2 separate regions of the Mus musculus genome follow, and region 2 is linked to region 1. Evidence: chromatin loops called from intact Hi-C (ENCODE). Cell type or tissue: heart. All regions are shown on one strand. Each heading gives the region's core, and the rest is flanking DNA. Links, peaks and the distances in the headings are about the cores only.

Region 1 (5,376 bases), core at 306-5,305:
TTCTCCTGAATTGCTCTGCTTTACTTCAAACTAACTCTAGCAATCTGTTCTAATCTTCTGGCTCCTTCTCATTTTCTGGCTTGTTCTATCTCTGCCTGTGTCTATCTTCTACTCTTCTCAACCTGTCTCTACAAAACTTTCTGGGTAAAACTGTCTCCTCTCTCCCTCTGCACTGTCCCCTGCACCCCCATAGCTTCCCTTTCCTCTCTATTCTCGTATTCTCGTGAGAGTTGGGGAGATCCTATTCTGTCAAATCTTTCTCTGACTCAGCACTTTGCCACTCAGTAGACATCACTTTCTTTTTTTTTTTTAAAGATTTATTTATTATTATATGTAAGTACACTGAAGCTGTCTTCAGACACACCAGAAGAGGGAGTCAGATCTTGTTGGGGATGGTTGTGAGCCACCATGTGGTTGCTGGGATTTGAACTCTGGACCTTCGGAAGAGCAGTCGGGTGCTCTTACCCACTGAGCCATCTCACCAGCCCCAGACATCACTTTCAATCATGGGTGTTTCCTTCTGCAAACTAACTTCATCTTCATTCATTATTTGGAATTAAAGGAAGTAATAAGTCATTTCTGTATTCCAGCTTGAGGGATTAATGGTGTGTGCTAAGGCTGAGCCACACCACAACTAGAAAATGGTTTTCCAAGTAAACAACACAGTCTTAGAGTTCACAGTGTGATCAAATATCCTGCAACAAAGTTTCTTTGTGTAGCCCTGGCTGTCCTGAAACTAGCTTTGTAGGCCAGGTTGGTCTCTAACTCAGATCCAACTGCCTCTGCCTCCTGAGAGATAGGATTAAAGGCATGGGCCATCACTGCCAGTCTGCAAACTCTGATTTGTCCTCAACATGGTTTTTGTTTTTGTTTACCACGTTGAAACATAGAAACTGGGGTAATCTAAACCTGTGTTTCCTGGCCTTAGTTACTTATATTTGGTCAGACTAAACCCCCTCTTACTCTTTTTGAAGTAAGAGTTATAGTGTGTAAATGGAGAATGTGAGTGTGGTGTGTGTGTGTGGGGGGGAGAGAGAGAGAGAGAGAGAGAGAGAGAGAGAGAGAGAGAGAGAGAGAGGGAGGGAGAGAGAGAGAGAGCGCTTGAGTGCTTGAGTGCTTCATGGCTTCATGGTAGGTATCCTTACCTTAGCTTTTGAGACAGGTCTCCCACTCACTAAACAACCTGGGGCTCATCATATCAGCTAGGCTGTCTGGCAATGGCAGCAGGATTCACCTAGCTCTGGATTTTCATTGCTGGGGTTATAGATGCTCACTCTTTCCTGACTCTTTACATGGGTACTGGGTATTGAATTCAGGTCCTCATGCTTTTGAAACAAGCACCTAACCCACTGGGCCATCTCCCCAGCCCAAGAGCTGTGTTTTCTGAATTTATTTTATGAAAACACTTACATTTGCTAAAAACTTCAGATTGTACATTTACATCAAGTACTTTTTAAAAGATTTGTCTATTTTATGTATATGAGTGTTTTGTCTGCATGTAGGTGCCTGTGCCATATTGGTATCTGGTGCCCTGTGAGGCCTGAAGAAGGTACTGGATCCTCTACATCTGGAGTTACAGACATTTGTGAGCCATCATGAGGGTGCTGGGAACTGAATCCGGGTCCTCTGCAGACTAATAAATGCTTTTTATTCAGTAAAGCTATTAAAAAAAAATAAAAATTAGCCAGATGATGGTGGAACACGCCTTTAATCCCAGAACTCGGGAGGCAGAGGCCAGATCTCTGTAGGTTTGAGGCCAGCCTGGTCTAGCGAGTGAGTTTCAGGGTAGCTGAGGCTATGCAGAAGAACCCTGTCTCAAAAAACAAAACAAAAAAATGAAAATTTAAAAAAAAATGTAAGAATCAAGTTAGGCGAGGTGGTGCATGCCTACAGTCCCTGTACCTGGGAGATAGAGGCAAGAAAAGAGGAACCCCTGGCAGTCCGGGGTTCAAACCCAGCCTCAGCTACATAATCAGTTTGAAGCTCCATGATACTGTCTTAAGAAATGAAACAAAACAAAACAATGTTTGAAAATAAGCAAGATATTTGTCCCAGTGGGACCGCAAAGTTTTAAGGGGCGCACAATCCCCCAAATAAAGAAGGCTGATTGGTCCCCTAATAGGTCGGAAACAAAAAACTCATCCAAACAGCTTTTCAATGAATGAAGCGGGAGGAAGGGGAGGAGGCTTCCGGGTCGCAGCTGGGCCCGCTCCGCGCGTCATCAAAAGATGAAGGCGGTGATTGGTCAGCTAGCGGCAGCTGTGCAGCGGGGTCCGGAGCGGGGCGGTGAGCGATCGAGAGACCCGAGCTAGGGGCGGGGCCACACGGAGCCTCGGGGCGGGGCCGTGAGGGGCGGGCTTGGGAAGAGGGCTATGCGCATGCGCCCTGGTGTTGCCGCTGTCGCCGCGGTGAGGGAAGTGGACGCGATGGCCGGGTCCGCGTGGGTGTCCAAGGTGAGCGCTACAGGGCAGCAAGCTCGAGGGCGAGCAGGGAGAGTAGGCTGTGATCCCGCCTGATGGATGGCGGAGGCGAGCGCGCGGAGGCGGCTCATGGCCCGCGGGCAGTGTTTCGGGGAATGTGGCCGGCACGCCGTGCGTGGCTAGCCCTGAGCCGGGACAGCCGCGCCGGGCGGGGACGGCGTCAAGGTCAAGGCGGCCAGTACTGCTCCGGGTGTCCCCACCAGTGTCCTCCAGGATAGGTGCACAGGCCTCCCCCGGAGCCCTTGAGGGTCACAGACAGGCCACCTAGGCCCCGCGGCCCTGTCACCTGCGGGTCTCCGGGCAGCATGCCCAGGTCGCCCCTCCCTGATCCCTCAGCCTTTGACCGGGTAAACGCTGGGCGCAAGAGGGTTTTCGAGGTGAGGGAATCCCGGGCCGTTAGGCCAGCCAGATTTTTCTCTCTCTTGGAACTCTTCCTAGTCTGATGCCTGGTGCCCTGGTAGGTATTCCTCCTTCAGAGGACGCAGGGCATCGTGCTCCTTGGAGTTATACTCTGAACGTTCAGGGAGATCGCATCATCGTCCTTTCACCTTCAGTTGTTGGGACCCAGCGATCTGGGACTCTCTAGTTCTCCCTGATAGTTCAGGTACTAGAGCTGGAAGGCGCTTCAGGTTACATATGCAGTCTTTTCGTTTCCTGGTGGAGCTGACCTGCCCTCGAAGACAAATTTGCTCAAGGTCATACAGGAGGTCATTGTCATCTTTGAGAGAAACCCGAGGTATTTTGATTTTCTGTCTCTCCGGTGGCCAAGGTCACTTAGCTAATTATGGATATAGTACTGACCAGGCCGTAGGTCATCTGATGCCGTCGTGGGTGGCTCTCTAGAAGTCTGCTATAAGCAATGCAGATTTTTAAATGAAATTTGTATTGCCCTTCTCCTTTAAAGAGAGGTTTGGAGATGCACTATTGTTTATTAATAATTCAATTTAGGGGTTCTTAATTTTAAATCCTGACAAAGCCATTGGCCAATTGTGTATCCTCTGCAAACTATTTAACATCTGCGAACCCACCTGTAAGATACATGTGCTTGTGTCACAGGTATTTCTGCATGAAAGCACCTATTCCATGTAGAAGGACATGAAAGCCTGAAGCTTTCCTAGCTATCGATGTATCTGTCTTGGCAGTGATCAAGCAGACAGTGATTCTGGGACATCAGTAACTAGGCTTTTTTGTTTGGTGACTAGAATCTACGTTGTCACTATGTTCAGACCCACTTTTGCTTGAGATGCTGTTAGGTCACATTTGGTTTTAAAGGTGTAGCAACAAGTCAGTCCTTTAATGTCTGGGCTTACACACTCTACCTGATTCATGTTGCTAGGTGTAGTCAGCCTTGGGGGACTAAATAAGGCTAAGTAGTAAAGAGCGTCCTGGAAAATTGCTTTTTCCTTTAGCCCTGTAAGAAATCCACAAGAGTTCAGAACTTATTGGCCATAGGGTCAGAAGATGCTCCCCTGGGACTTGATTGCCTGTGTGACCTTTGGCAGAGTGGCCCAGGCTTTGGTTCAGTCTCTCTCAAGGGATTAGGGCTTAAGAAGGGGCTCCCGAGGTTAACTCGTGCTGAAGTACCAAATGGTATTTGGATTTTTATAGTACTGGGCTTCCTTTCAGGCAGGGCTTTGTTTTGTTTGAAGACAGTGTCTCCACTAGTCTAGCTGACGCTATAGGTAAGGCTGACCTGATCTTCCTACTTCCACCACCTTCCAAGTTCTGGAATTAGAGTTATGAGCCACCACACCCAGTGTCCGTTAAAGTTTTATTTGTTTCTTTTTCTTTTTTTTTTTAAAAAGGGTCATTTGCAGATCATAGGTGCTTTCCCAGTGAGAAAGTGAAGGTTTTAGAGGTTTTCAAGGCTCCAAAGACAATGATGAGCCTGGCTTACTTCCTACACAGTATCTCTTGGTTTGGGTTGGAATATGAAGGTAAAAAGGAAGCGAGGAGCCACAGGGTTAAGGTGATCCAGGGCCTGAAATCAAGGTCGGGAAGGTAAGGCTAGGTCCTCTTGCCTGAAAACGCGTCTCCTTGGGAATTACAGGAGTAAAATGATTCACAAGTATAGTATAAGGTGAAAGACAGTGTGTCATGTGAACTTCTCTCTGGATGGACTTTGTCAGTGCATTATTTCAGTCCAAGAACATAGAGGAGAGATGAAAATGTGGGAAATCCCAGCTGTTAGAAGACAGCCATTGCAGGCATGGAAGCTGGGATGGGAACCCTCAGCTACAGGCAGGATTGAGGATGGCCTGGCTTGTACCAGGCACTGTAGACACAGTAGCAGACAAATCATAAATGGCTTGCATGTCTTGGGATGCTTAATTACTATTGTAGTGCTGGGCCTTAAGCCTGGTGACAGGGGTACTCTACCACTGAGCTACCTCCTCAGCACCTTTCTTTCCCTCCGTTTTTAATTGTAAGATCTAATCTCAATACATTACCCAGGTTGACCTTAAACTCACTCTGAAGACCAGTACAGCAGGCTTGAGGTTTTGTTTTGGTTTTTTTTGTTTTTTAAGACGGTTTCCCTGTGTAGCCTTGGCTGGCCTAGAACTCAGAGAATTCCCTGCTATACTACCACACCAGGCTCTCCTCTGTTCAGTATGTACACTGGCTTCCCTGGAACTTGAGAAACCATGCATTGGTTTATAAGCTCACTTGCACTCCCCGTTTTGTTACCCCAAAACAAAAAGCATAGACTCTGTTCACAGATCTTCCATATATAAACTCAATTTCAAAAATATCAAAAGATTTCAAAATCTTTAGTGCTGAGATTGGGGAATTGGCTCAGTCTGTAAAGTGCTTGTCCTACAAGTGTGATGCCCTGAATTCACATTTCCTGCACCTGCAAAAAATTGGGTGGTGGCACATGCCTGTAATTCCAGCA
Region 2 (5,376 bases), core at 179-5,178, 85 kb before region 1:
GCATCCATGCCAGGTGGCTCACAACCCCTTATAACTTCACTCCAGCGGATCTGACCCCTCCAGCCTCTAAGGGCACCTGTACTCACCTGCAAGGACCCACACACTAGCATACACACATACACATAATTTAAAACAAAATAAATATTTTAAGATATGGGCTTTGGTTAGATCACTATGACACAGAGGGATCAATGTGAGGAAAAGAGTCAAAATGAAAGACAGTAAGTAGTAGGATATCTGACAATGATTCTTTATGTGGCTCCCAGGAGAGACTATATATTCCTGGGGAAGGGGCGTGATGGAATAGTGCAAAAACAAAAAAACAAACAAACAAACCCACCCCCCTAGCAGCTATGAGAAGCAATGAATGGCTGGGATGAGTGGAAGGCATCCATCCCATTTGGAAGCTTCCACACTAACACAAGGTGGCGAGTACAGACACTGAAAGGGGTGAATCTGGTAGGCATTACACAATCAGACTCGGTGACAGAATAAATTCAAATGGGAACTATGGCCACAGATGGCCTGTGGCCTGCCCGCACCTGCAAAGCACTGATGGTTCTTACACTGACTGGCCTTTCCAGGCAGAATCTAGTTTAACTCTGTAAACCAGCTCTGCCGGGAGCTAAGAGAAACACTATTTTTTGGTGTTGTTTCGTTTATCTTAAGCATAGATTCATACCTCTACCACCTAAGTACTACAGGTGTGTGTGCCACCACACCCAGCTAGTGCCTCACTTTTAGATGAACCCGGTAAACTACCAGCACCCCACAAGGGGAAATCTCCATAATCGAAAATCCAGATTTATTTCTTGAAGGAAACTCTCTTATGATCCTACGGTAGGTCCTCCTCCTTTCCTGAAAGACACAAAGGTTATGTGTGTGTGTGTGTGTGTGTGTGTGTGTGTGTGTTTTCTCTCTCTATTCTCCAAACAGCCTCCACACACTTAAAGACCAAGCTCCAGCCTATGTTAATATTATTGGGCTGGTATTTTTTTTTAACGATTTTCATTGTGGGGGAGGGGCAACCCTGAATACACAGTAAGCATATGGAGGTCAGAGGGCAACCTGGCATGAGTTTGTCCTCTCCTTCCACCATGTGAGTCATGAGGGGGTTGAATTCAAGTCTCTAGGTTTGGTAGTAAGCACCTTTATCCAGCAAGCCATGTCACAGGGCCCTAGACTGATGTTTTAAGTCACATGTGTAGCAAACTCAGCACCACTGATTAGTGAAAGAATAATATGTCAAACAACCCTATTTTTAAAAGTATTCTTTCAAAACTAGAACAAACCTGAGCTGACTACATCTTAAAATTATTAAGGCCAAGAAGCAACCTTGTTGAGGTTTTTTTTTTTAAATGAATCACAAAACATTAAAAACAGATAAAGTGTTCCAGAATGCAGTGCTACATAATGATTCTGCAGTTTTGCTGTAATTTTTCCTGCAGTTTTACAAACATGCTGCTGTAGACATCAAATCAAATGGTTCCCGTTGTCTAAAAAGCATATTACTAAGCAATATCCAATTTAATTAAGCATAATGATTATCAATATGTACTTAATAGAGGTCTCACTAATACAATTCCTTCTAAGAAGGACCATGTATATACTTAATATAAAAAACATTATTAATCCGTGTGAATCTTACAAAATAATCTCTGGGAGAGCTTGATTTTATCAGCCTTTTCTCAAAAAAGGATTGATGAATCCCACCCATCTGGCTGAGAAACTGACTATGTCGTGTAGGGAGGTGCTGGTTTCCAAAACGCTATGTTTACATACATTTTTATCACACGCCCAAGGAAAGTCTTAAAATGTAACACTGCTTCAGGCTTTAAAAAAATTAAAAAAAAAAAAACTAGCTTGCAAAGATTAAGTTAATACCTGAAAGGATTACCGAAACGGAACCCTGAGCTAGATAAGACAGGCCACTCATGAAAAGGTGACTTCCATTCTAACTCTTTCAGGGAGAGAGCGGATTTTTCTATTCCCGTATGCTAAAATTCTACCTAGGGAGATACAGAGGGCGCGTTTAAAGCCGCAGGCAGCTCGGGAGGCCAGGGAGCAGCACCGCCTCCATACCCTGAGACCAAGACCGTTCGCTGCCAGCCAGGAGCAGGTGGAAGCCGCCCCGGGCTTCGGCCGCTGCCAACACCTCCCTCCCGGCACCGCAGACCCCGGGGCTGCCCCGAACCTTCCATCCCCGCCACCCGCGCACTCACCGGGCGGGCGGGCGGGCGGACGAGGGCGGTGATTCCTCATCCTTCCCCTACCCCCGCCCAAGCCCAGAGCCCAGGGGGCGTGGGTGGGCTCGTCGCTCACGGCCCTACGGGAGGCCCCAGCTCTGCTCACCGTGAAGGGGACGTCCCCGACGCTGCCCACCGAATAGCAGTTGTCCCCAGGGTTGACAGCCCCGGTGAGGACCTGATGCAGATGCATCTCGGGATTCCGGCTGGAATGAGCTCTGCGCCAGAGGAGGACGAGTCCCGCGCCCGGCCGCAGCCGCTCTTCCTGTGCGTCCTCGGGACTCAGCGCCCCGCTCGCCTGTCGTCTGCCGGCCGCCGCCCGGCCATGAGAGGCTCCGGCCGCCGCAGCCCGACCGCCGCTCGGCTGCGGAAATGCCCGGATGCTCCCACGGCCTGCCGCACCGGCGCACAGTGCGGGCGCAGGGCCGCGGCGCGTGCGAGGCGGGGGCGGCGCCGGAGAGCGCGCAAGCGGGGCGCGTGCGAGGCCGTCACGCCGCGCGCCAGGGAGAGGCCGGCGCGCGCCCGGCGCGGGGACGCGGCGCGCAGGCAAAAGAACGCGCTCACACGGGAAGCCACGCTCTCGGCGCCGCGCGTGCGCGTGCGCGCGCCACCGTCTCCAGGACAACTGCGCGCGCCGCGACGCGCGGACCCTCTGTGCCGGTTGCGCGCGCAGACCTGCGGGAGTTCCCTGGGAGCCCGGGGCCCAGACCTCCAGGGGCGGGGCCAGGGGGCCGGCCTGTTTTGCTAAGTGTTTAAGCGTCTCTCGAGGACAGCGCGTGCTGGTCAGTACCGCTGACCTCAGGGGAAGGACACTACCATCACTGGGCAATCCCATGATCTTAAGGTCCTTCTGTCTACTTTAAAGTATGCAGCATCTTACAGCCTTTAAGGGATGCTGAACTCCCCCGACAGCAAATTGTTGTGCTCACACTTTTTCTCACACGTCCCCCTAGAGACCGGTGATCCCTCTATCTAAAAGTGTTTTTCCCCCAGGGTATGATGTCATGAAGTCGCAGAATCGCCTGCTTTTCCAGGCTGTCTGCTAATTTGAAATCAGATCCCTGCCCCCACTACACACACACACACACACACACACACACACACACACACACACACCGGGTCAATTCTTTGCGATTTTTAGCTCAGGTTGTAGAAAAGAAACCGCGGCACGGAACAAAGGTTAACGAGGAAAATTTAAGACCAAACACGCACAAGGCTTACAAAAGATACAAAAATCGATGAGGTTACAATATGTTAACTAGGGGGCTGGAAGGATCTCTCTGAGGACATAGAGTAATGAGTCCCTGGATTCAATTTTGACAGGCTAGGAGCAACTAGGAATAAAGCATTATAATAAAGAAATTAGGAGAGCTAGAAAGTAAAATGTACGGGGGAGACACTAAGTTCAATGCTTGAGGCAGGTATATCAGTTAGGGGAAAGATATGATAGTTAACAAGAAATACACGCACCCAGGGGGGCTCTATGTCCAGGGCTTTCGAGACACTGAATCCACTGAGAAGCCCAGATTTTGTTCTGCCTGTCCTAAAGGCTATCTGCTACTTCTCAGCTGAAATGTATAATCAGGTGAATGTGCCGAGGGTGGAGAATGGAGGCAGATTCCGCATGTTTACTGTTCCGGGAAAGCAGCATCAGTAATCAACTAATTCCCAGCGACCTAAGGCATATCCCTTTTCATCTATAGTGGCATAAACCCCCAGGCTAAGATCTCGGGGAGGGGGGGAGTCACTCCCCACCTCCACCCATCCATTTCTCTTCACAATCCATGCACCTCACCGGCTCCCCAGCCCTCTACCTGTGGCTCCGCCTTCACGGCTTCTCGCTTAACTACCCTAGTTGCCGCCCATGTGCTGTCTTCAGTACATTCTCTCTCCAATCCATCCAGAGAAACAGTCTCTGTTTGGTTTAGGGCGTACTGGGAAGCGAAGCCAGGACCTGGCCCCAGCTAGGTAAGCCCTCTGTCACTGAGCTACGCCATCAGCCCCGGAGAAACCATTTTAATCTGTAGTTGCTCCCTTTCCCTAGAAGTTAAAAGTCCACATTCCTCAACTTGTTTGACAATCCATTCAATCTAGTTTTGCCTAATCTCCCTGTTTTAGCTCAGGCTGTTCTATTACCCACTAGTTTCCAGCCCCCCTGAATCAATGCCGTTCTTCAGAGCATTCTAGGGTTTTTTTTGTTCTTCCCTGACTTGACTCATGTTCTTTGTACTCTCTGTAATGCCTTCCTCCCCTTGCTGATCTGAGACACCATGACTATCTCCAAATACCTTATGGCTTCCTCCTTTGTGACACTCATAACCCACCCCCAATAATATGTTTGTCTATGCTGTGTGTTTGTTTACTAGATTCCATAGACATTTCAAGTTAAGGTCAGTATTTAATTTTCCCTAGTACTAGGATTGTAGAACTTTATTGACATATAAGAGTAAAAGCTAAATAACAGCATCCAGCCAGGCATGGTAGCACATACCTATAATTCCCAGAATTACAGAGCCTGAGGCAGTAGCAATACTTTAAATTCAAGGCCAACCTAGAATACATACCCAGATCCTGTCTCAAAAAACCAAATCCTCATACTAAATTTGTTGTCATTTCTATCTCTTTTGTAAATCTCATTTTATTTTTTTTAAAGATTTATTTATTTACTATATGTAATGACACTGTAGATGTTTTCTTCAGACATTTTTTCTTCTCGCTCTGGCCCAGCCCCTCTTACTCACTGTAGCTGTCTTCAGACACCCCAGAAGAGGGCATCAGATCTCATTATGGAAGGTTGTAAGCCACCATGTGGTTGCTGGGATTTGAGCTCATGACCTTCGGAAAAGCAGTTGGTGCTCTTAACTGCTGAGCCATCTCTCCAGCCCCATTTCTATCTTTTTATTTCTATCTTTTGACGCTACATGCAATTTACTGAATTCTGGGAAATCATTGATTCTGTATATTTAGTGATAAACAGCTGGCCATGAATAAAAAATAGAAAGCTATGTGACTAAAAAGAAACACATTAAAGATATAACAGAGAGCAAAACAAAAGTTATCATGACCAATGAAGTTCCATGTTGTGCATAAATAAACATGAAAATAAATACTAGAGATGTTCCTTTGTCAT

Evidence for each region. A loop is a pair of places that touch in the nucleus more often than their neighbours do. Peaks named below come from ENCODE experiments on the same cell type or tissue, not always from the same donor. Only the 100,000 strongest peaks of a DNase experiment are listed, where the experiment ranks them.
Region 2: it touches region 1 in a loop (5-fold over the local background); 6 of 42 quality-filtered maps call a loop at or near these places.

Annotation. Positions count from the first base shown.
Region 1 is chr9:54,584,091-54,589,466 of GRCm38, forward strand. It overlaps Idh3a (isocitrate dehydrogenase 3 (NAD+) alpha), which reads left to right and starts at 2,421. Exons shown (of 11, transcript NM_029573.2): 1 at 2,421-2,453. The coding sequence starts at 2,427. In heart, for the core only: no CTCF peak of the experiment used is centred there; DNase peaks (open chromatin) are centred at 2,311 and 2,771; H3K4me3 peaks cover 3,073 bases; H3K27ac peaks cover 1,913 bases.
Region 2 is chr9:54,498,999-54,504,374 of GRCm38, forward strand. Dmxl2 (Dmx-like 2) reads right to left here and starts at 2,628. Exons shown (of 44, transcript NM_172771.2): 1 at 2,353-2,628. The coding sequence starts at 2,439. In heart, for the core only: no CTCF peak of the experiment used is centred there; a DNase peak (open chromatin) is centred at 2,903; H3K4me3 peaks cover 2,907 bases; H3K27ac peaks cover 1,469 bases; H3K27me3 peaks cover 964 bases.